Regions from separate parts of the Homo sapiens genome. Here region 1 is linked to region 2. The links are chromatin loops, found by intact Hi-C in ENCODE. Cell type or tissue: Panc1. All regions are shown on one strand. Links, peaks and the distances in the headings refer to the core of each region. The heading gives the core; the rest is flanking DNA. Region 1 overlaps LOC105374510 (a long non-coding RNA gene). Region 2 overlaps SLIT2 (slit guidance ligand 2).

Evidence for each region. Peaks named below come from ENCODE experiments on the same cell type or tissue, not always from the same donor. Only the 100,000 strongest peaks of a DNase experiment are listed, where the experiment ranks them.
Region 1: it touches region 2 in a loop (10-fold over the local background); 9 of 110 quality-filtered maps call a loop at or near these places.

What each region holds. Positions count from the first base shown.
Region 1 is chr4:18,683,196-18,695,343 of GRCh38, forward strand. All of the region lies in intron 2 of LOC105374510 (a long non-coding RNA gene), which reads left to right. Among named protein-coding and RNA genes, the nearest start is that of LCORL, 670 kb to the left of the region's middle. RefSeq lists an enhancer at 8,473-9,406. In Panc1, for the core only: CTCF peaks have their summits at 6,311 (motif pointing right) and 6,516; a DNase peak (open chromatin) is centred at 6,266.
Region 2 is chr4:20,539,576-20,551,723 of GRCh38, forward strand. It overlaps SLIT2 (slit guidance ligand 2), which reads left to right. Exons shown (of 37, transcript NM_004787.4): 19 at 1-9; 20 at 1,878-2,044; 21 at 2,919-3,051; 22 at 6,456-6,524; 23 at 8,913-8,984; 24 at 9,482-9,553; 25 at 11,252-11,323. Among named protein-coding and RNA genes, the nearest start is that of MIR218-1, 17 kb to the left of the region's middle. In Panc1, for the core only: CTCF peaks have their summits at 5,313 (motif pointing left) and 5,527; a DNase peak (open chromatin) is centred at 5,226.

The DNA of each region.
Region 1 (12,148 bases), core at 2,485-10,484, 1.9 Mb before region 2:
ACTTAAAAGTATAGGTTGCATCAATATTCAGTGTTTATTATATTATGCAAGTAAACTATGAACTATATATAAACACCATAAAATTTATTATGTAAATATTATTTACAGGTGGGCCTAAGTGTATATGTTAGAGCTTATTTCTTATAAAACTTTTCACTTTTCTCAGAATTTGTAATTGCCTTTACTTTTAACTGATGTGTATCCTATCTAAATGTGACTAATTCATCTTCGTATTCTCCAGCAAATCTATAAAGCAAGCATATAATTAAACATATAAGATAATCTGTAGCTTTTTTACATCAATATCCTTCCTGGATTCTTCTGCCCACCTATTTTAAATAGAACAGATTGTTTCATTGCAACCTCAGTCTCTGAAACCACTAATCCATAATTATGTGATTTTAAGTATGCTATATAAATGTAATCAGAGAGTATATCACCTTTGGAGATTACCTTTTTTCACTTAGCGTAATTCCATTGAGATCCATCTATGTTGTGTGAAACAATGGTTGGTTGCTTGTTATTGCTGAGTAGTATACATGGTATTGATATACCATAATCGCTTAACCATTTATCCACTGAAGAACATCTGGTTGCTTCCAGTTTTTGGCTCTGTGAGCACTTATGTTGCAGAAAAGTTGTCCCAATTTTAATTACCAAAAGCAGTATCACAGGAAAATATGTCCACTCCCTCACTTGAGAGCAGAAGGGTTTTACAGCTTAACAATGTGTGTCCCCAGAACTTAGCATCGTTTGACCATGTCATAAATAGAATAAATTTGATTTCTGAATGACTGAGATGTTCCAAGGCAGAAGAGTAAGTAACTACTGTAGATCATCAGAGATCATGGTGTTTGAGGATTCAATAGAAGAGGCTTGTTTTGTCCTTTGAAGAGTGGATATGATATGATCAGGCAGCAGGCTATGAGGGACATGGTTGCATTGTTAACAAAAGACATTGTCCTTTAGTTAAAGGGATCGAGCAACTAAAGTATGTTAAAAATGATTGAGTAGATCATGTTCGATAAAGAGTAAAATTTGTGTAGATGAGTCAAGAAAAACAGTATGAAAGGATAGATTTGAGAGCAGATTGTGGATGGCCTGGAAAGTACAGCTGAAAACTGACGTTTTTCTGATAGGCTTTTGAAAGCCATGCCAGGTTTGTGTTTGGAGAAGGATTGTTGAAAGGTGCATTATAATAAGTAATTTGGTGGCCTTTGTTGCAATACTGCAGTTGCTTGGTGGCCTTTGTTGCAATACTACAGTTGCTTATATCCAAATAATATGTACATCTTTGCCTGTGGTCAACAAAATCTCAAGCGCGATATCATTTTCAGATAAGCAATCATCACATCAGAAGTCAGAGTCTATGAAGAGTTTCTTTTACCAACTAGAGGAGGGGGTCGCAAAGTGAGAAGGAGCTCTGAAGACAGTCACCGGAATCCTTATCATGCAGAGAAGGATGAGGACTGGCATATTTCAGGTGCCTCAATCTAGAGCCATTTTTTGCCTTGCTTTCTGTCCTGACTATCAAAGCCTCCTAATGACAGTAAAATAGTGCCAATAGTGCCAGCCCTCAAGACTTCTGCACCTTCCATGTATTTTACAGGCAATGTACCATTTACCCCTTACTCCAAGCTTGCATGGAAGTTATTTTTACTCTCATTCTAGAGATTCAGTGCCTTGGGCCTATGGACATATCCTGAGAGGGCACAAATAGGGTAAGAAAATGCTACTTGTCACAAAAAAAGCAGAGGCCACACAAGAGAGAGAGAGAGATCGGAGGATTTTCAAAAGTCAAATCAGAGAAATTCTGCTACCATCACTAACTCGAAAGTGCTGCAAAAGGGCAATAACGAGGCCACACGTAGAAGGAAATAAAGTTTGAAGAGCAGAAAGGAAACTGGAGTGAAATAGGAGTGGGTGACTCAAAGGAAGTCCTGGGGAGGGGCCTCTGCAAACACTGCAGTGATGTTGGTTACTTGCCTTTTGATCCCTGGAATATGAGTAGATTCACTCAACTTAAAGGAATGGAATAGTTTCAAACAGGGTCTTAAAGTGTGAGGGAGATTTTCCTATGGGAGAAGAGGCCTGAAGACCAGAAGCTGCCCAAAGGCACTATGGCAGATGGCAACAGGAGGAACAGCTCCTAATGCTGAGCTTAATATAGTGACACGTTTTTTTCTTGCAAGTAATGCAAGTAGCATTACTAATGCTACTAATACAGAGGGCATACCTCTGTATCAGTCAGGGTTCTCCAGAGAAACTGAATCAACAGGATGTGTATGTATATAGGGAGATTTATTTTAAGGAATTGGCTCATACGATTGCGGGGGCTGGCAAGTCTGAAATCTGCAGGCCAGGCTGGGAGTCTGGAGACCCAGGGAACAGTTAAGGTTGCAGTCCAGGTCTAAAGGAAGTCTGGACACAGAATTTCTTCTTTCCTGGGGACCTCAGTCTTTCCTCTTAAGGCCTTCCACTGACTGGATGAGGTCTACCATATAAAGGATGAGGTCTACCATATAAAGAAAGGTCATCTGCTTCTCTCAAATTGCACTGATTTAAATCCTCATCCCATCTAAAGAATATATTCAAATTAAGATTTAGATTGGTGTTTGACCAAATGTCTGGACATCATAGCTCAGAGAAGTGAACACACATGAGATCAACCATCATGGCCTTGAGCTTCTGGGTCATTTCAGGTTCCTGTCCAAGGTGAGAATGAAATCGTCCCTACTACACGGTGGCCACTTCTTCTCCTACTGCACACCAGCTCTTACCATACTGTTGGAACTTTCCTCATGTGGGGCTCAGAAAATGAAGAGGAAAGTTTCTTCCTCCTCAGGGCTGTGCATAGTGAATCTGAGCAATAAGCTGCAGACAGCCAGTTCTCTGCACTCTTGACAACAAACCTGAAAGTGGGTTTATGGAATAAACTTTCTAAACCTACTCCCTCCCTGGAGGATCACAGCTCTATTCAGGATTGGCAGCACATTCTCCTGCTCAGAACAGATGAGGGGTCTTGGAAGGATAAGTTGAAAAGCTAGGTGCAGAGGGCTGACCCTGGCAGGGGCCCAACCAGACCTCATCAGTCACACGAGACTTTCTCATGAGATCACCATGGGACTGAGCCACAGGCTTAACCTGGACATGCAGAAACCCAAGAAGATGGCTTATGTGCTTCAAAAATGAACCCAAAAAATCATCAATAAATGACTTTTCCGGAGATCGGAAACATTAGCTCCCTTCCTGTGCTAGGGAGAAGAGAGTGATTCTATTTTCGATGCTTTGTTGATTTAGAAATCATGCCAGGTTCAGATGTGGTCAGCAAACTGTGGACTAGATATTGCTGGAGGCCTGATTTTGTGTGACTAAAGAGCCAAGAGTGGTGTTTACATTGTTAGAGGTATAAGGAAGAAGAAAGAGGAGGGGGAGAAGGAGAGAAGGAGGAGGAGGAGGAAGAGGAGAAACAGAGATCAGATATGGCCTGCAAAACTTAACATACTTATTATTTGGCTCTTTACAAACAAATTTGCCAACTCCAGGACTAGAAGAAAGAATATATGCACTAAAATCAAACTCTTTAACAACACTGGTGCTGCGCACCATCTGTACAACTCAGGGATGATTACTTTGACTTTGAACCTAGGTGTCGTCACCTGGGGAGCACTGCACACCCAGCTTCTCCTCCAAAGAGAATTCTTGCAGGAAAGAAACGTGTGTAACTATATTAAGTACAGCATCTAAAAAGGGCATCAACATAACAACGAACATACTTTAAAGATTCTATTAATAGAAACTTTAAAAATAAGCAAAACTCTGGTAGGTGTGTGGAGTATAGTTACTGTTTTGTTGATGAGTGCTGGTTACATGGGTATCCCTGCTTATGAAAATTCATCAAAATTTGTGTTCCCTTAGGAACACTTTTTGAAATGTGAATTACACTATATTAAAACATATTTTAAATGACATCTAACTGAGAAAACTTTTGAAACTTCAAGAAAAACCTTTTGTTTTTCTTGAAGTCTACCAATAAAATAATATCTGAGGGGAAGTTTGTGTTCAACAAAAAAAGGGAACAGGATGAGATGCGCTAGTTTGGCTTAATCAAACCAAACCATTCTTTACATTGACTTGCAGCCCAGTGTTTTTTCCACTTCACCATGATATTTCATCTCTTCTGGACCTGGAGAGGTAAACACCTGTGGGATGGTGGTGACCAACAGGGCATTTAACTGAAGCTTTGTCTATCTGATGTCCCAGTAACGACCAGCTCCTAACAATCTGCCCCTACCCACTCCCTCCTCATATCTGGTTCTGTCCACATGTAAACACATACTCTGGTCACATTAAACTATTCCTTTTCCTGATCATATCAAGATGCCTCACAATTCTGACCTTCATACATTCCATTCCTGCTCCTCAAAATACCATCAGCTTTATAAAAAACTGCTTAATTTACTTCAGTAATACAGAAGAATTTTATACATAGTTTATTAAAAATAACTTTGGGAAGCTGTACTTTGATCAGCAATAAAACTATTGAAAAGATAAGGTTATCAAATAATTACCCCATGTTAATCCTGAAAATAATTGTTATAAGCCAATCTTGTAAATTCAAGACCAGGCACATCATAAATAATCACAAAAATTAGAAACATACTCAAAATATCCGTATGTTTAGTATACATAGAAAATTCACTGACTGAAATAAATCATGAAACATGGACTGGAATTTTGTGGGCTCTTAAACTTCATTTTGTCCCTATTGTTTTAAAATGTCAATGGTTTGGACCATTTCTGCATTTGTTAAAACTGTAACCTTAAAATTTTTTTAAAAAATAACTTTACAAACACATAAATATGCTTAATCACTAACTTGGGAAACTTCTGTTGCTCCAAATCAAGTATTTCTCTTTGTCTATGAAACTTTCTCTAGCCAGCATCATGACTGCTGACCGATTTCCACTGTGTATGTTATGCGTGCTTCTATGAGGGAGTCCATGACACATACATAATTATTTATTTGTATTGTAGCAGGACAAACCACAGACAAAACCCTTCAGACACCGAGTTAAAGAAGGAAAGGTTTTATTCAGCCGGGAGCTTCGGCAAGACTCACGTCTCCAACAACTGAGCTCCCTGAGTGAGCAATTCCTGTCCCTTTTAAGGGCTCACAACTCTAAGGGGCTCTGCGTGAGAGGGTCGTGATCTATTGAGCAAGCAGGGGATACACGACTAGGGGCTGCATGCACCAGTAATCAGAACGGAATAGAACAGGACAGGGATTTTCACAATGCTTTTCCATACAATGTCTGGAATCTGTAGATAACATAACCGGTTAGGTCAGGCGTCGATCTTTAACCAGGCCCAGGGCATGGCGCTGGGCTGTCTGCCTGTGGAATTCATTTCTGTCTTTTAGTTTTTACTTCTTCTTTCTTTGGAGGCAGAAATTGGGCATAAGACAATATGACGGGTGGTCTCCTCCCTTAGTATGTTTGCCTATCCTAGTACCTCAGACTTCTTGAAGAGAAGAAATGCCCTATCTCCCAGTGACTGATATCTAGTAGAGACTCAACATGCATTTGTTAAATAAATGACTTGAGAATCCTTATGACTTGAAGATAATGTTTTAAAATGACAGAAAATTATTTTTTCCATTTGTGTGATTCTTCCTAGTGAAGTAATACTCCTTCACAAATTGGTTAAAGCTTTCTTTTTAAAACATGTATTTATGTCAATGAATTTTAACACACACAGTGATATGATTTTCAAGACCAGTCAATTTTTTTTAAGAAACTCAATAGAAAAGTTAAAGACTCGATGAATTATACAAATATTTCAGATTATTATCTGACTATGCATTATTTCTTTCATGAAAGAAAGCCAAAAGCAAAAATGAAGCCAAAAGCAAATCATTTTTTAATGAACCATTGAAATTTAACCCCTGGAATAATTAACTAAAAAATAATATAGAATTTGTTTCATAGACTAACTGTGAATAGTTAAGAAGGTCTTCACTGAATAACCAGTGGTTTATATAGCAAAAATGTTGTTAGATAAAAGGAAAGAGTTAATCTTGTGCCTATTGAATAATACATTTTTGTGTTTGAGAACCCAGTTATTTTGATATTATTTAAAACACTGCCATTAGACTAATGTGAGCCTTTTTGAAAAAATCTTTCAACCCTCTTCCTTCAATTTCTCCGTCTATAAATACTTACAATATACTGCAACTCTAAAATAACTCAAGATTTAATTTAACCTATTTGTGTTGAGGAATGATCTGAGATGCGATACCCAAAATGCTCACTAGATGGCAGGGTTCCCATTTCAAAGGGAGCGCTACCTTGTTACAAAACAGTAAAGGCTTCCAACAAACAGAATTCGAAATGTGTTTATTTGTGTGGCTATAAATATAGCACATCTGATCCAATTTTCCACTGGGTTCCATGCTTTTCAGTGATTTTTCAGCCAGTTTTTTAAAAAGTCAGATTAAAGACGTTATTTGATATGCAGCCACATTCTTTCCAAATAATCAAAATTAATCCCTATTCCTTATTTTTAATCAGACATTGCATATCCATCCACAGTGTCTTTAGCTGAAAGAAATTATGAACCCATTTATTAAGTGGTGTGTGATTTTTGAACACAGTTTCGCCAAGCCCTCAGCATGTGTAAGTATGAATATCTCTGGAATTTATTTACAGTTCCAGAAAACCAAAGCAACACCTGCTAAACTTTGTTATATTCCTGACAGGGTGCTCACTGCTGTTTAAAAGCCATTCCTACTGTGGCCAGTTGTGACTGCCTGAGACCAAATATTCTCAAGGTAAATTGAACCGAATTTTCAGGCAAGGGAAGGTGCTTTGATCAACTAAGTAAATGTATGTGGTTAATCTTTGAAAAACAAATGGCATGCATACAGGCAAAGCTATTATTATTACCAGTTATCATGATTATTATTGTTGCTGACTATTTTATTTCTAAAACTTTCAGAGGAGTACTTTCCAAGAAATTTAAGATCAAGGAAAAGAAATGTATTTCTTCTAAATCTAACATAGCAGATTTGGTGTTTCAACCAAAAGAAATTTTTCCACTTGCATGGTTCATACTGAGCAACCTTTTATTAATATGAAAAAGGAATCTTCCAGACTTCCCTGAAAATTGCAAATTTGCTTATTCTCAATATTTATCATAAATTGCTAAACTTTCTGGCCTAAATTTAAATTATTTCAAGGCAGAGTCATTGGAAGCATAGCCCTGCCTTTCCATTTGCAAAGCAACACAACACTCTAAGAAGAATCCCTCTTAACATAAAACAAAGTGATATGTCATGTGGTCTTCAGGGTAAAATGTGAAACAAATATACCAAAATCTATCTTCCTTCCATTACAACAACAACAACAACAACAAAACTAGGTCACACTTGAAATCCCCCCGCCCTTGTCATGGACAGTAGCGTTTTTTAAATCCCTCTTCAGTCTCTGGGCAGTGTTTAGACACAAAGTATTTTAATATGTCATGAAGTCCCTGTCTTTCTGCCTAATCCTACTCTATCATAATGCATCTAGCACAATGGAGATGCATGCATGCTTAATTTCCATAAATTACACAGCCCTGCATTTTCATAAAGACAAATTCCAATTGTAAACTATTAAACCTAAGTCAACATCCTTTGATGTCTCTGAGAAAGATTGTGGGGGAAGTTTAAGCATTCCCACATGGGGATGTGTTCCCTAGAGTAGGTGAGGAGGGAGGTAATATTTTTTTTGCCCCTCATATCTCTTTATTAACTTGGATGTGTTCTTCTGAGGCTGAAGTGAGTTCCTTTACAGAAACTTAAAAAAAAAAACAAAAACACAACAAAACAAAACAAAAACACTGTGGGAAAACCAGCACCACACATCACTTCTCCCAAAAGCTAAACTCTTAATCAGAATCAAAAGAAACTCTGTTTCTCTGAAGCCATGGCTTGGTTTCAGCCTCTAAAGTGGGAACCAAGTCTAGCCGTCCCTAACCAATAGCCTTACTCTTTGGATTATCGAATGTTACTTTTTTTCTTTGTTTCGAAACTCTCTCCTTCAAGCTCTCTTATAACTATGTAGTTAGATCAAAGGGAATACCATCCAGACCTCTCCATTCAGGTACCATGGAGCTTTCATTATTTAGTTGTGGAATTTCCTCAACAGATCCTGTTCTCAGCATCCTGTTGACATAATTTAACATACAGGTTATAAAGACTTCTGTGAGCCTTCTCCCTTCCTGTTTACTTTCACTCCTCGGTGGAACCCAGGGCTCAGAAGCCGGCTCTTTTACATCTGAAAGCCGGATCACCTCCCCCCAAAGCAGGAAAGGTGTGAAAAGTAAGCAAGGGAAAGCAAGAAAGCAAATACAGTGGCTTTTTAACAGCGCTGCAGACCTGGCTCGGTCTGAGAGGTGATTCAGGGAGTGAGAATTCTGAGCAGGGGGCAGGATGGGGACCATGGATACATTTCTAGGTCCTGCTGGGTTGGTCCTTCACAGGGTGGCTTTGTTGTGAGATGTGACATGTTATGAATTCCTGGAACCCCACACACACTTGCATGCAAATGTAAGTTGATTTAAACACAAGAGGGGGCTCTCAGATTCAAGGCCACTAACCAGAACTAGTGAGATGGAAGATTTCTTAGTTCTGTAATTATTCCTGATGCACACCTCTGGGAAGAGGATGTCTTCCTAACTATATTTGCAAATGTTGGCTGGAAACCATGGGGGCCTGGCCAGAAATCGCCACGTGAGCCATCTCAGGTCCAGATAAGTCAAAATGTTGTAACAGAGGAATAGCGCCAAAGGGTATTTTAGCAGCAATTTGAACTTTGTAAGCACAATACAATGCAGCTGTTGAAGGTTCAGGGCTTGTGGCATGCAGTGGGGGTGAGCGCAAGGTGTTGGTGCAGGGGCAGTGTCAATGTGTCCACTGCCAAGTGATTTTGAAGCAGACATAGAGAGACCACAGATGATGGACAGAGCAGATGAGGAAATCCTTTATTTGCACGAAACTGCTGAAGGATGCAAATTTCAGAGCAGGTAGCACAACCTTTTCAGTTCCAGATGCCCCAGGAAAAAGATTTTCTTAAATCCATTTTGGCAAGCCAGCCACAAAAGGCCAGGCATGTGGACCCAGAAAGTATAGGGGTGAATAAGTGGTCAGTGTGTATTCCGGGTATCTGAATACCAGCTTAGGCAAACTACAGCCCCATCAATTCAATGCACACCTCTCTTTGTGAATTTACCTTGGGTATTTAGGTATAGTTTATGTGACATTTTTTGAAATTATCATCAAGAAAAAAACATATGTATATGTTTCTATACCTATACTCTTCCCGAATACAATGGAAACTAACATGGTTTTATTTTGCTACTTTCAAACCAAATCCCAATTTTTGTTGATAAAATCTGAAATTTAAAACCCATATTAATAGTAAATGTGTACTTTATATTGTGATTATAATGTTACCATTATAAATATATGAATATTTATATATTATGTTTTAGTTATAATTCTTTGCAAAAAGTATTGTCTCATGTGCTTTAAAGTGTATAAACTTTAATAATTCTTCAAACTTATAGTATATTTAGTTTTATTTCTCATTACTATATGTTTTTAATACCATAATGTCTCCATAGTTGATGTCTATATTTTGGTACCAATTAGAAGTGGGCTCTTTGAAAAATTTATTTTATTTTCTAAAAAATTTCACTTAAGGACATGATTTTGGCTGGAGTGATCCCAATTTCCATTTCATCAATTATATAAGGAGTTATATGTAGAAACTTGAGGTAATTAGTATAGTATTTTCAATTTATTCCAGTGATATTTTAGTACCCTTAAAAGATTGATGCTTACAAAATTATCTTTTAAATTTCCTGTGTGTGTGTGTGTGTGTGTGTGTGTGTGTTCATGTACGTGGTTAGGTACCATTGTAAAAGTACTTGAAGGCTATACTTTTATTCATTTCTCAGCTGACTGTGATGCAAATTGACTATTCTTTTTTTTTTTTTTTTTTACAAAGGGTATGGAAGGAAAGTGTACTTTGTAAATCTCCTATAAAGTTATGTTTCCTTTGTCCTGATACCAGGCAGCAACATAGCTTGTTGTAGAAATTTTGGGTCAAATGTTTGTTTACGCACAACACTAAAATCTCATTTATTTGACATATTTGCTGAATACCCATTGTCTGCTGGGCACCCTCCTAGGTTTTGCAGACTAGCGAACAAGACTGCAGATTCCTTATGTAGTTGAACTTGCATTATTGTAATTTAAAAGACAACTTTTACTTTCTTCCCCCTCCCTTCTTTCTCTTCCTTTTTATTTTGAGTGGGTGCATATAGAGATATTTTTCTCCTTTAGTTTTTTTTTTTTAATTATACTTTAAGTTTTAGGGTACATGTGTACAACGTGCAGGTTAGTTACATATGTATACATGTGCCATGTTGGTGTGCTGCACCCCATTAACTCGTCATTTAGTTTTGAATGTGAAAAATACTATTGAGTATATATGTGAGGATACTTCATTTTTTCCTAATTGTTCTTGTTTTGAGGAGGACCTTTCAAGATGGGAGGTGTTATATTAAATACATGTTACACACACCTCTTCATGTTTTATTTTAATCTTTTCTCTCATATATCATCCTTTATCCTTTCATTCTGACATATAGAATAATTTATTAGGCTACTCTCTCCTTTACTATTTTTTCTTCCATTCTATTCAATTACTATCTACATTGCAGTTTTTAGTTCATCAATGATATGCTTAATTGCTAGGTATTGTTTCCTGATCTTAGATAGTTATCTCTTCATGATTGCCTATTCCAGTCATTCTGTGCTGTGTGCCTTCTCTAATTTGTTAGAAATAAAATTTAGATATTTTTAAAAAATATGATTTCTTGCTGCAGCAGTGAGAAACACATGCACATTCCTCTGACTACTTTCTCTCTTTTAGAGAACACCTTTTTTTTTTTTTTTTTTTTTTTTTTTTTGAGGCAGAGTCTTGCTCTATCGCCCAGGCTGTAGTGCAGTGGCATGATCTCGGCTCACTACAACCTCTGCCTCCCGGGTTCAAGGGATTCTTCTGCCTCAGCCTCCCGAGTAGCCGGGACTACAGGCGTGCACCACCACACCCGGCTTTTTTTTTTATTTTTAGTAGAGACAGGGTTTCACCATGTTAGCCAGGATGGGCTCGATCTCCTGACCTCATGATCCGCCTGCCTTGGCCTCCCAAAGTGCTGGGATTACAGGCCTGAGCCACTGTGCCCAGTGGAGAACAGCATCTTTTATGTGTCTGAAAATTTCTCTCATTTTGCTCATGTTTACAAGGAGAGATTTCGGCTGGTTTTGTGTCGATTGTGTCGGTTAAAATGAATCCTGTCAGTGAGGCTTCCTGTCTGATTTTTACAGATCCAAATGAAGGGATAAAGAAAAAGTTTTAATTTACTCTAGATCCTCTTAACTATTTCTGAGATTCAGCAAGTATATGGTGGGGACTAAAAAGTGAACTAATCCTATAATTTCCTCTAGGCCAAGTCATTTCTTTGCCATTTTGTTGAGCCTCTCAGGGGTCCTCCTACATAATTCTCTATTCCTGACTATTGTTGTAGAGTTTTTATCTTTGTGGCCTCTGGGATCAGAAGTGCCACCACATCCACAGGGATCCTTGACAGTGACACAGTCCCGCTCAACTTCTCTACTTGACTTTCTGACTTGGTAGGAGAGGTTCTGTTAAGTTCTTTCACATTTTTCCCAGAACACAATGCTATCTCATCATATAAAAGGAGTTTCTACCCACTTTTCCGTTTAAGTGAGTTTATGCAAACTCTACTATGGCATAGACCATTAGTTCTTCCCTCAGTAACTTTCTGTATTTCTTCTATACAATTAGAAGCTTCAAATGCCACATAGATAACCAGCTAAAGACCTTATTCACCAGCTTCCCTTCCAGTAAATTTTCATCATGTAATTGGATTTAGGCAAGTGGTAGGAGAAAAAATGTGGTATATGCAATATCGTGCCTTGAAAAGGGATGTGTGTGTGTGTGTGTGTGCATGCACACACACGTAGAGAAAAGAACATTCTTTCTCTGTGTGTGTGTGTGTGTATATATATACA
Region 2 (12,148 bases), core at 2,097-10,096:
ATCTACTCTGTAAGTATGAAAAATAGCCCTTATGTATTACTTGAGCCATTTATTATATTTGTTAATGTATTTAATATATTATTAAGCATTTCATTAAAATGTGATCAAGGGTTTTAGGACTTAAAAAAGGACAAACTTGTTCACATCAAATTTATTTAAATTTTTTAAAAAATATTACCTACTATCTTAGATTAAATTTTAACAAAAAATTATAGTATTGTTCAGTGAATTATTTTTCATAGTGATATGATCAATAATGTAGCTTAATTCCAAATTTTAGAATTATTATAACTTGATAGTGCTGCATATAAAAGAAATGTTATAGATTTTTGCCAGTGTTCTCACATTGGAGTATTTTCAGTATAAGTATTATAAAAGGAGAATTGATAGAGTTATTGCCAACAAACTTGCTCAAAAGGATCAGCTGGGCACAGTGGCTCACGTCTGTAATTCCAGCACTTTGGGAGGTTGAGGCGGGCGGATTACTTGATCAAGGTCAGGCGTTCGAGACCAGCCTGGCCAACATGGCGAATCCCTGTGTTTACTAAAAATACAAAAAAAAATTAACCAGGCATGGTGACAGGTGCCTGTAGTCCCAGCTACTCGGGAGGGTGAGGCAGGAGAATTGCTTGAACTGGGGAGGCGGAGGTGGCAGTGATCCAAGATCGCATCACTGCACTCCAGCCTGTATGACAGAGCGAGACTCCATCTCAAGGAAAAAAAAAAAAAGAATCATTTGAAATGACAGTAGATATATTAGGATGACCAGATCAAAAATAAAAGCTGTTTACTAGAGGGGGTCTACTATGATATTAGCAAAATATTGAAGAAATAGGTTGAGCTGATCCAAGAGAATATTTTTTGTAGACAGCTTAAAAATAAAGAGTATTTGTAGGCCTATAGACAGAATTCAAGAAAAGTAAATAAATAAATAAATAAAATTTAAAAGTAAAAAAAGCCACACACCTCCAAACAATGTATTTCAGGTCTCTTATATGTCAGTATCTAAAAAGCAGCATTTGAAATTATTAATTATCTAACTGATAAGATTTCTCAGTAACGGTGGCATGCAAATCTACTAATCTAACTTAAAAGGAGGGGAATAAAGATAGAGAAAAAAGTTCATAGCTCAAGTCAGTGAAGAAATAATTTGAGAGAAGCATCCATCCATCAGGAAAGTACTTAATCCTCTTTTTGCATAAAATGTGACATTTTACATCGAGTGGCTAATTTGCACATATTAAAGATGGCATGTTTATAAATAATGAGATTGTCAATAGGTTTATGCTGAAGTGGTGAGATGCCAGAAGTATTGAAATTTGTAGAAGTAAATTCATTTTTATAACTGGCATTTAATCAACTCAGCTGTCAGTTTAGATGGGAAACCTATTCTCTAGAGCAAATAAGAGATGGAAATCTTGAGATGACAAATTAATGAATTAGCTGTTGTCAGGTTAAACTCAATAATATAAGGTAATCAGCCTTCATCTTTATATTAAATTACTGCATTATCAGTGCGAAGTTTGACAGCAAGTCAGATTTCTGACAAGTTTAAATTATTTCTAAATGAAATATCTATCAGGATCCACTGTATAAACCCCAAATTCTACCTTACCTTATTTTTTGCATGAAATCATGTGAAGAATTACCTTATGTAAAAGTGTTGTTACTGCTTAAGTTCCAAGCATAAATATTTTATCAAAAAAAAAATGCATCTCATATACTGCATGTGATTCTGAGTAAGAATGGGGACAGGGAATGCAAAGAAGAAGGAATCATTCCAGCGGAAATAGCGTGGAGAAGGGTAGCTGGGGTTTAGAGAAGGAAGAAGATGAAACCCCAGGCTAAACTGTGCATCGTTTGCCTGTGGCTCTTAGAAACCTCTTGGCCAATCCTTTTAACTGTAACTGCTACCTGGCTTGGTTGGGAGAGTGGCTGAGAAAGAAGAGAATTGTCACGGGAAATCCTAGATGTCAAAAACCATACTTCCTGAAAGAAATACCCATCCAGGATGTGGCCATTCAGGACTTCACTTGTGATGACGGTAAGAAATACTTATCAACTCTTTGATTGTCAGGCATTCACATGCCTGTTCTGATGCAGCTTTGCACAAATCTACAGCATAGTTCAGCTCAGCAAATAATGATCGTGTATCTTTTGCTTTGTCGTTTGGGTTTTGTTTTAGTGCCAGGACACTTACTTTCTTAGACTTGCCTTCCACATTTGAGTCTACTTGATGTGCATTTCTGAATGTTTTAGATTTTCTAGTTTCCAACTTGTGGTTGGTCTTACTTATATAGCTTCATTTTAACTTTTCTTTATTACCCTAGGCATGTTTTTTAGTACCTACCATTTTCAAAGGAGAAAAGAAATTAACTTACAGAAGTTTTAGTAAATCTGACAAAAATACTAGTTGTCACTTTTTAATGCTCTTTCTATATCATCACATTTGATTCTCATATAGCCCTATCAGGTACATAGAACAAGTTCTATTATTATTGCCAATGAACAGAGAGCTAATTTGAGCTTTATAAATGAGGAACCTAAACTTTTAAGTTAATATATTCCCTTATGTCTCTTCATATCTGTTTCCGTGCCGTTTCTCTGTAATTCACTTTGCATTTACATATTGTAATTAAAAATATAATTTGTACAAATAACTATTTTCCATTGTATTGGTAATTGTAATTACAGTTTACAAATTGCAAGCCATTTTCCAGAATTCTTCCCTAGGCAGTCTGAAAACAGTGCTATATAGAACTTACGGTATCAATTAGTAAATACTGAATGTCCCGCAAATAAATGATTATGTAGCTTAAGACTCTTGTGTTTGTTAAGTTAATTTAAAGGCATAAAATCCCTTCTAGCACCTTCAAGACCACAAATCTTGGTTTTCCTGTATTTCCTCTGCGATTTAGGAAATGATGACAATAGTTGCTCCCCACTTTCTCGCTGTCCTACTGAATGTACTTGCTTGGATACAGTCGTCCGATGTAGCAACAAGGGTTTGAAGGTCTTGCCGAAAGGTATTCCAAGAGATGTCACAGAGTTGTAAGTAGAGCTTGTCTTTCTTTTCTTTTCTTTTTCCTTGATGATAAATGTTTCATACACCCAGAGGAATGGACAAAAATCTTTACAATCTTCTTTACAAATCATATTCTAAGGCCAGTTAATTATTATCCTGTAAAATGGTAAATAAGTAATGCAAAAGCTACTTTAGAGGCCCTTGGGAATTGCTGTGTGTGTGTGTGTGTGTGTGTGTGTGTGTGTGTGTGTGTGTGTGTGTGCGCTATAAGATTTCTCAGTGCCTTTACTATGCTAAAGTGTACTATGACTCTTCAAGAAACAATGGTAAAATATAAGGTATCTTTCACATTTATTTGTTCCTATACCCCTTTTCTCATGGAGCATCTTACAAGACTAATGGCCCATGGAATGCACTTTGGGAAATGCTTTATATTTCATTTACTTACAGTCTAGGATATTCTGTACAGGAAACTTTTTTTTTTACCTCTGTGACCCCTAGGAGAAAATTTTACCACATGGGATAAATAACTATCTGGTATATGGAAGAAACTAGCATAATCTCTTCCCTTAAGAAGAGATGCTGCTTTTGGAGGCTTGAATCAAAGTCCTTTAGATCCTAAAGGGTATGGGACCAATTATCCTTGACATTTTCATAACTGATATTTAACCACAAATTATATGGCCAGGATATACACATCTCGACCTTCTTCTGCACTGCCCACGCTCCCTTGGCTGCCTCATGCTACAGTTGCAGAATGGAATTCATTAGAGAATATGCTGCCAGAATAATGATGCTTCCATGCCCCATTCATTCCATTCCTTTGTCTCTAAACTGTCATATTCTGGATATGCTTGTTCTGAATACAATTGAGTCACTTTGCCTGTTTATTTTTTATCTATGTGGAACTATGGATCAATAATGATTTAAACCCAAATGTAATTTATGCAGATGTGTATCAGTTATTTGTGCAGATGCACACACATATTCCAAATGAGCAGGTTTGACAAACTTTTGACAGTGTGCAACATAGGTAATGAGGTTCAAGGGCATGTCATTTCAATTTTTAAGGATCTTATTTTCAAATCACATGCAATTCTTTAAACCCTAAGTTTGATCCTGAATAGAACACTTAGAGGAAAAAGGCACAAACTTAGCACATGTGCTTAGAACACGGCTCTTAGATTTGAACTGCTGTTAAGTGCTTAGGTCCTCTCTCACTACCAATCACATTGGTTAATCAACTGGAAGGACTATTTTATATGTATATGTGTGTAATTAAATATTTAATTCTTATAGTAATGTTTTTTATTTCAGAAGATCACATAGGGATATTCCGAAACCCTCCTCTGTGGGAAAGCTAGATGCCTATAGAATATTCTGTGTCCACAGGATGGGGAACATCACACACCGGGGCCTGTCTTGGTGTGGGGGGATGGGGGAGGGATAGCATTAGGAGAAATACCTAATGTAAATGGCAAGTTAGTGGGTGCAGCAAACCAGCATGGCACATGTATACATACGTAACAAACCTGCATGTTGTGCACATGTACCCTAGAATTTAAAGTATAGTAAAAAAATAAAATATAAAGCAGAGATAGTTAAAATAAAAAATAAAAAAAGAATATTCTGTGTCCAAAGCATTAATTTTAGGAGTACACCAATGAAGAACTTACACTCAGACCACCTTTGATGCTAAATCCCTTCTTCTACAATTTTAACTGGACTATGTATTGGTCACTTTACTCTATTCCCATTAAATAACTTTAAACATTTCTTACTAAGCTCCATTGGACATCCTGCTTGGTGCATACCCTGTGCTATCTACAGCATATTTCAACTATTCAAAAAGTTGAATTTTCAATCTATTTTACTACAAATTATTAAAAAGTAGTCTTTTTTTCCAAAGAAAGTTTGTCATAGAGATGAGAAAAATATTAGCTTATCTGTTTTGAATTCAAGTTTTACCCCCTGGAGAGCTTATTCTTGTAACCTTACCAAGTCAGCAGAATCCTTCTTAGCAGTAACATATATGCATGTATTAGAAGAATTTCATATGTGTATTACATTAAATAATTAAAGACTTTGGCAAAAATTAGTATTATTGGTGGACTAGTTTTAACAAATGGTATCCATTATTTTTAATCAGTTCCATATAACTTCCGCCTTAGATTATTTTACATATAAACATTCATAGCGCACATTCTGAATCTTGACCTTCTGCTGTGTTTTCTGGAATAAAGGGAGAGTGCTGAACTATATAGGGTGATGCTTCCCTCTAGTGGTATCAAGAAAAACTTAGGTAGAGGAAAGAAAAAAATGGAGAGGGGTCGAAGAAGAAATATCAAGTCAGAAAATTTAGGTAGACATGATGAGTCATAACATAGACCCAATTATTTATCAAACATTAATTATATTTTCTGATAACTGGTGCCTTTTATATCATTGTTTTTATTTTGAAATATTGGGAATAAATTATCATCTTAGACAACTTCTCAGCTATTTCTATATCCAGAAAAAATACCAACTTCAACCTGGAATCTTGAAATGGACCACAACATTGGGGTAGGAACGGCCACATGTTTAATGTCCCAGAAGTGTCTGTGGGCACATGTATAGCCAGATGGCCCCAGTTTCTGAATGACATTTGCACCCTTCACCATCTACGTTCTAGGAAAAACAGCCTTGGAAGGAGATGAAATTTATTTTCCTTATTGTGACATAATAGATATAACTTCAGGCATTCGATTATCTCTCTGTCCTGCCAGTTAGCCCAAAACCTATTTTCTGATTATTCTTCTGACTCTAATAAGAAGGGAAAGTTTACTTATATATGGTTATTTGATTATTGCTGTTACATATATATATATATATATATTTATACACTTCATCAATTTATATTCTATAAAATCTCCTAATGTTATCATCACCAAGAAGATATATGCTGGTTACAACTATTTTTAAACTTAAACCTAATATGTTCAAATCCGCAAATATGCCTTTAATGTGTCCATTGTTATTCACTAAGTGTATTGACACATATTAAGGCAGCAATGAGTGGTCTTGGCCACAGCAGCAAGGTTTTGTTACTAGTTAATGAATTTCATGGTATTGTGTCCACATAAACACAAGCAAACTGAAGGCTGACTAAAAGTACGGTTAATTGAATGAATCTCCTTGCTTGCACACAGATGGCTAAATGCTGGGCTTGCCTTGTTAGATAAACCACAAAGAACTGGACTCGTGGACAACTCTGCTTTTTTTTTTTCTTTACTTCTCTTAAATAATAATCCATGCTTGGAACACGACATCTTAAAGCAAAAATTGCCAAGGGGTTCCTTGCCTCAGTTAAGAGTGAAGTACTGTTTACTTATTTTATTCAAGGCCACCATTACTTTGTAAGAAGATAATATTGTTCCATTGTTTTTAGGTATCTGGATGGAAACCAATTTACACTGGTTCCCAAGGAACTCTCCAACTACAAACATTTAACACTTATGTGAGTAACATATTGCACTTTTCTTTGACTTACTCTATTTCCAGAAAATGGGGATGGCAAGGGACAGAAGATTTAGTGAACCTTCCAGATAATACAAATCATTCACAGTTAGATGCTTCCCTCCTTGCTCATTGCGGTTCTGGACCCCTGGCTACATCTTCATTGAATATCGATCAGGCGATGGAGTGTCTTAGCAAGAGGTCCTCCTCTATTCAAAAAAGCACAAATACAACGAAGTCTGAGTAGTCAGAGAATTATGAAAATGTATAAACCTGCAGATTTTTATTGATAATGAATATGGGTTATTTTATGACAAACTAAGGAAGGAAAGATAGAAAACGATGCCTTTATTCTTGACTTTAAGCGAAAGATGGTAGGTGGTAATGACTTTCCCAAAAATGTAAATGTAGTTTATTATGTTTGTTTCTTATACAAAGCATTGTTAAATAAGTTATGGGTTTCCAGTATTAAAATGTATTTTAGAAAATCCATATATATTCATGTAGTGTTTAAGTAAACTTGACAAAGATACTAACATTTTGAGTATAAATTTCAAAATTTTGATTTTTTAGCTTAAAATAACATCTCTTTTTTTATTAATGTAAACAACCTTTGACAACCCTTAAGTTGTAAATACAAGAAGATATTTAAATATACAAACATTTGATCTAGTTACATGCACAATGTTTAAAAATTGATATAATCTTTTACATATAATACTATACTTTTAAAGTAGCCTTATTGGTAATTGAGAAAACTTTTCAGAACACAAAAAATCAGGAAAAAGATAGTAGATATTAATAGAAAGTACCGTATCATTTGTTTAAGTCTATCTAATTTTAGAGTAAATATTACTAGCGTAAGAAGCAGATTACTGGTTAACGAATTAGAAGGTTTATTTCTAAGTGAATTCTACAAACCTAAGTAGCAAAAAATATTACATGCCCCAATGTAAACTAGGTACATTGAAGCTAGTTAAAATTGCTGCTGATCACTTTCCTTGAAAGTATGGGTAAATCAAACACTTTATAGAAAGTAAATAGGAGTATTTAAATGACAAATGATTAAACAATGGAAAAAGATATCCTCTAAGATGTCTTGTTCTGCTTCTAGTTATTTATTTGATAGCAGCAAGAACTGATTACATACATTTTGTTCTGTTAAATAAACCATTAAATTGCTGCAATTTCCAAAGGGTCACTTTAGCAGAATTGGGTCATTTGTGGGACAGCATGTGATTACTTTCAAGCCAGCTCGAAATGACAAATGAGGATTTGTGGATCCAAAAATGGTTTTACTAGTGACTCATGATACAACTCTAGGCAAGTTACTTCTGCTAATACAGATACTTTTATTTTTAAAATTTAGGAATAGTTCTTCAGCAGTTAAAAATATGAGTATAAAGCTCCTCTCAGATTCTTAACATTTTCACAATTTCATGGGTCCATTTTACTGACATTTTGATATTTTAATAAAGGAATAGATTATCCTCGGTTTTTCTGAATCTTCCATTTATTCATATATTTTGCATTTTGCTTCAGAAAAAAATTAGTGAATATATTTAGTTATTATAAATGGTGAATATATATTAGTATTACATATTGTATATATATTTTAATATATTTTTTACATATATAGTGTGTGTATATATACACTATATATATAATGAGAATAAGATCAAGTTCATGAAATGTAAATTACGACCCATAGTACAAACTATACATATAAGTAGCCATTTAACATTGGTAAAAATTCAACGTCTCTCCCATTTACTTAACATTCATTAAACAAATATTTATTGAGGACCTACTGTGTGACCATGACTCAGCCAGGGGCAGGAGCACAGACGTTTTTATTGATGACATTTTGAATGTAATTAATCAGGGGTTCTTTCAGTGATCAAATTTGAGTCTGTGTATCAGTGAACATATGTATCAATGAGGGTAAAGTATGTGTATCTGATAGGACTTTTGAAGATAAGGGTTTATTTCCCACCGGCAAAATTTTGTCTATCGCAAGTCACCTCCAAGGAAGCTCCCTGTAAAATATCAAAAGCCTTATGGAGATGGGCGCAGAGGGATAAGGGCAAATAAACTCTGCTCTGAAGCTGCTGCTTTGAAGTGAACCAACCCCTTGCACGTACACTACATTGGCTAAAGCAATGCATATATATATAATCACTCCTAATTTCAAAACAGTGAGGTGTAAATAATCATGAATAACATTGCAATCTACTCCAGTGGGTCGTTCACTGTTTTATTGTTTTCAGATAACAGCTGAATGCTAACAATACTGCTATGACTATAAGAAGACCCTTCTCCTTCTAAGAATCACTAATATTTTCATTTCTGTGGTTAATAGTGTACTCCATTTCTTTTTCTCTTTTAGAGACTTAAGTAACAACAGAATAAGCACGCTTTCTAATCAGAGCTTCAGCAACATGACCCAGCTCCTCACCTTGTGAGTGTGAAAGTGTGGTACTGAGTATTCATTAATTCAATGGACAAAAGGCAGTCTCTAGATGCTGGACATTGCTATTGAACAAGACAGTCTCTACCCTCAAGGAATGTTTCTATTGGGAGAAACAGACAAAACCACGATACGTGAACAATGTAGACATTAGGAAAAGTATTGCGTTCTATTAAAAAAAACAAAGAATAATTTGTGTTTGTGGGGGGCTTAGGGGAGATCCCTAAGATAGGGAAAATCCACCTTAGGGAAGGGACGGCTGACGCACCAAAGTTGGGCAGGAGTAGGCAGCGGGAAGCATTCTAGGTTGTATTTAGGAAATAAGTATGTTGTGTTAGGGAGACAACACACAAAAAATAACAATATATTGTGTGTTAACACTATCAGTTAATAAGATGCTTTAATAAGCCTTAACTGCTTTATTTTTGGAAGTATTTGGCCATTTTTGGATTTCTGAATAAAACAAATTGACATATGTATGCTTTCAGAATTCTTAGTTACAACCGTCTGAGATGTATTCCTCCTCGCACCTTTGATGGATTAAAGTCTCTTCGATTACTGTAAGCATCTTGTGTTCAACAGAATATCTCTTTTCTCAGAGATCTGAGTTTGGGGTTGTCTTTTTAAGGATGTAACTGCTTTGTTGATTCTTGGTGCTTGAAGATACATGCATTAGGATTTATTATAAATTAGGAAATAGAAAAATCATTTCTTACAGTATCATTGTCCAACAGCTTTGCTTTGGACAATATAACTTCCTTTTTAGTAATACTGATTGTTGTTATAGTCATTTATTTGATTATATGTAACATTAAGACATATGGTTTATAGAGTTTCAATTAACTTTGAAAGAAACTTTCAAAATTGAGAAACTTTCAAAATTAATTTCTTTAGAAATTACATAGTATATGAAAACATTTTTACTGTGAAATGTCCTTTAAAATATGTGAAATAAAACATGATCCTTGATCCTACTCTCCTGCCTCAGAATTTACAGTTTGATGTGCTCTCTGGTCCTTTTTCAGATGCATTTTTTTCTATTCTAATAGATGTAGGCCCATGGCTATATAGCTTTTAAAAGCCACAGATATTAATAGGATCTGTTTTTGTTCTGCCATTGTCTATTTTTGTTTAACATATGCTTTTGAATATTTCAAGTCTATCATATATATGAATAAAAATATATATATAAGAATGGAATAGATATATATTTATACATATATATAACTCAACTGTTTAACTGGTAGAGACTGTTGTATTGGTGGGAGGAACCAGAACTGATTCAATCATCTTCATCTTTACTGTGATTTGGTTTAATTTCAAATTTTAATGAGTACTATACAGTACTCTAATGAACATCCTATACATTCCTCTTGGTGCAAATGTGCTGGCATTTCAGCAAGAATTTAGGGTGTGTGGGAAGGTACTGTCAAGTATATTGGAAGGATTCCAAAAGTAACTGTCTTGTTATTCCCCAGACAAGACTTTGTCCATTTAGAAGTTAATTTTTCCACCAACTATTTAAGAGTACCTTTTTCAAAACACTCTTGCAAACACTGAATATTATTTATTCTTTTATTTTTGTCCATATGACAGATTCAAAGTTATTCTGCGTTCCTGTCTTAATTTGCACTTCCAATTAGTAGAGCATTTGAATATATTTTATTTGTTTACTAAGCACTCGTGCTTTTTATTCTAATGAGCTTGATCTATCATTTCCCCATTTTCTGTTGGGTACTTTATATTTTCCTTATTAATGTAGATATCTTTATGCATATACTACTTTACTCTATGCTTGCAGGGGTTTTTTTTAAATGAAAGAATTAATCCTTATATCTTATATAAGTTGCAAATATATATTATTCTATTTCTTATATGGAATATTTTATTGTTTGGATATATTTTATGTTGTCAAAAATTTCTCCCTCTTTTCCTTGATGGTTTCTGGATGTTATAACTGAGCCTGTGAAAGCCTTCCTCACTCCACATTTATAAAAGGAAGATCTTCTTTATTTTCTTTTAATACATTTTTATTTTTACATTTAATTCTTCATTCTGGAATTTATTTTGTACACATAATGTGAGGTGGAAGCCATTTGCTTTCTCAGGTATCCAGTTGTACCAAAACTGTTTATTTTATAGACCGTCTTTTCTGCACTCATTTAAAATGCTTATTATAAACTAAAGTCTCGGAATTTCTCTGGAGTCTATGAGTTCAGAAATATAGGAAGTTTAATTTTTCTTTTTCTTTCTTTTAGTTCTCTACATGGAAATGACATTTCTGTTGTGCCTGAAGGTGCTTTCAATGATCTTTCTGCATTATCACATCTGTGAGTACCTAGTTTATGAATATAGGTTTAGGGTCAAACACTTCCTAATGAGTGACTTGGAACATTCCTCTGCCAGTTATTTTACTGTAACATCATAAGATGTAATTGGTTTCATCTTTAAAGAAAATGTGAAGATTTTCAAACTGGATATGATGCCTTCTGCAAGATGGCTTTAATTTTCCCTTCTGGCTCTTATTTTCCAGTAGTCGAATTATCTTTGCTTAGCTAAACATGTCTCTTCTACAAATATGGCTCTCCAACTTTACTAGCCTATGCTTTTTCTCTCATTATTATCTGATTCTAGAACATCAGCTCCCTTTTAATTATCTATCCTAACCCTGCTTTTCTAAGTCACATCTCAAGTATCACCTTCTCTATGAAGCCTCTCCTGATTTGCTCAAAGTGGATTTACTTATTCAGCATCAACTGTGGCACCACACAAAAATAAATTCAACATGGTTCGAGACTATAGTTTGGAAGTAAGACACAGCCAAATACTTAGATTGGGTGAAATGGCTTTTCCTTTATGTTTTCTCTGATCACAACTTGTTTGTACCTCCATAGTTTTTGGAAGTACAGTATAACCATTTGAAAATATGTGATAAGTGTGGTCCAAAAAACTCATTTGGGTCAAATTCCATGATTTTATTATTACTAGGTGTAATGTTAAGATCATGGCAAACCTAGAAGGAAGTTCAGCCAGCAGCCTTAGGATCCAAAGCCTCCTTGGCTGATGCTGAGTTGGGTGCTTGGTGGCAACTATCTATTTAACTATGCCTAAACAGCAATGTCAGTTGTGCCCCAGTTTCCTAGAAGAGATTGCCT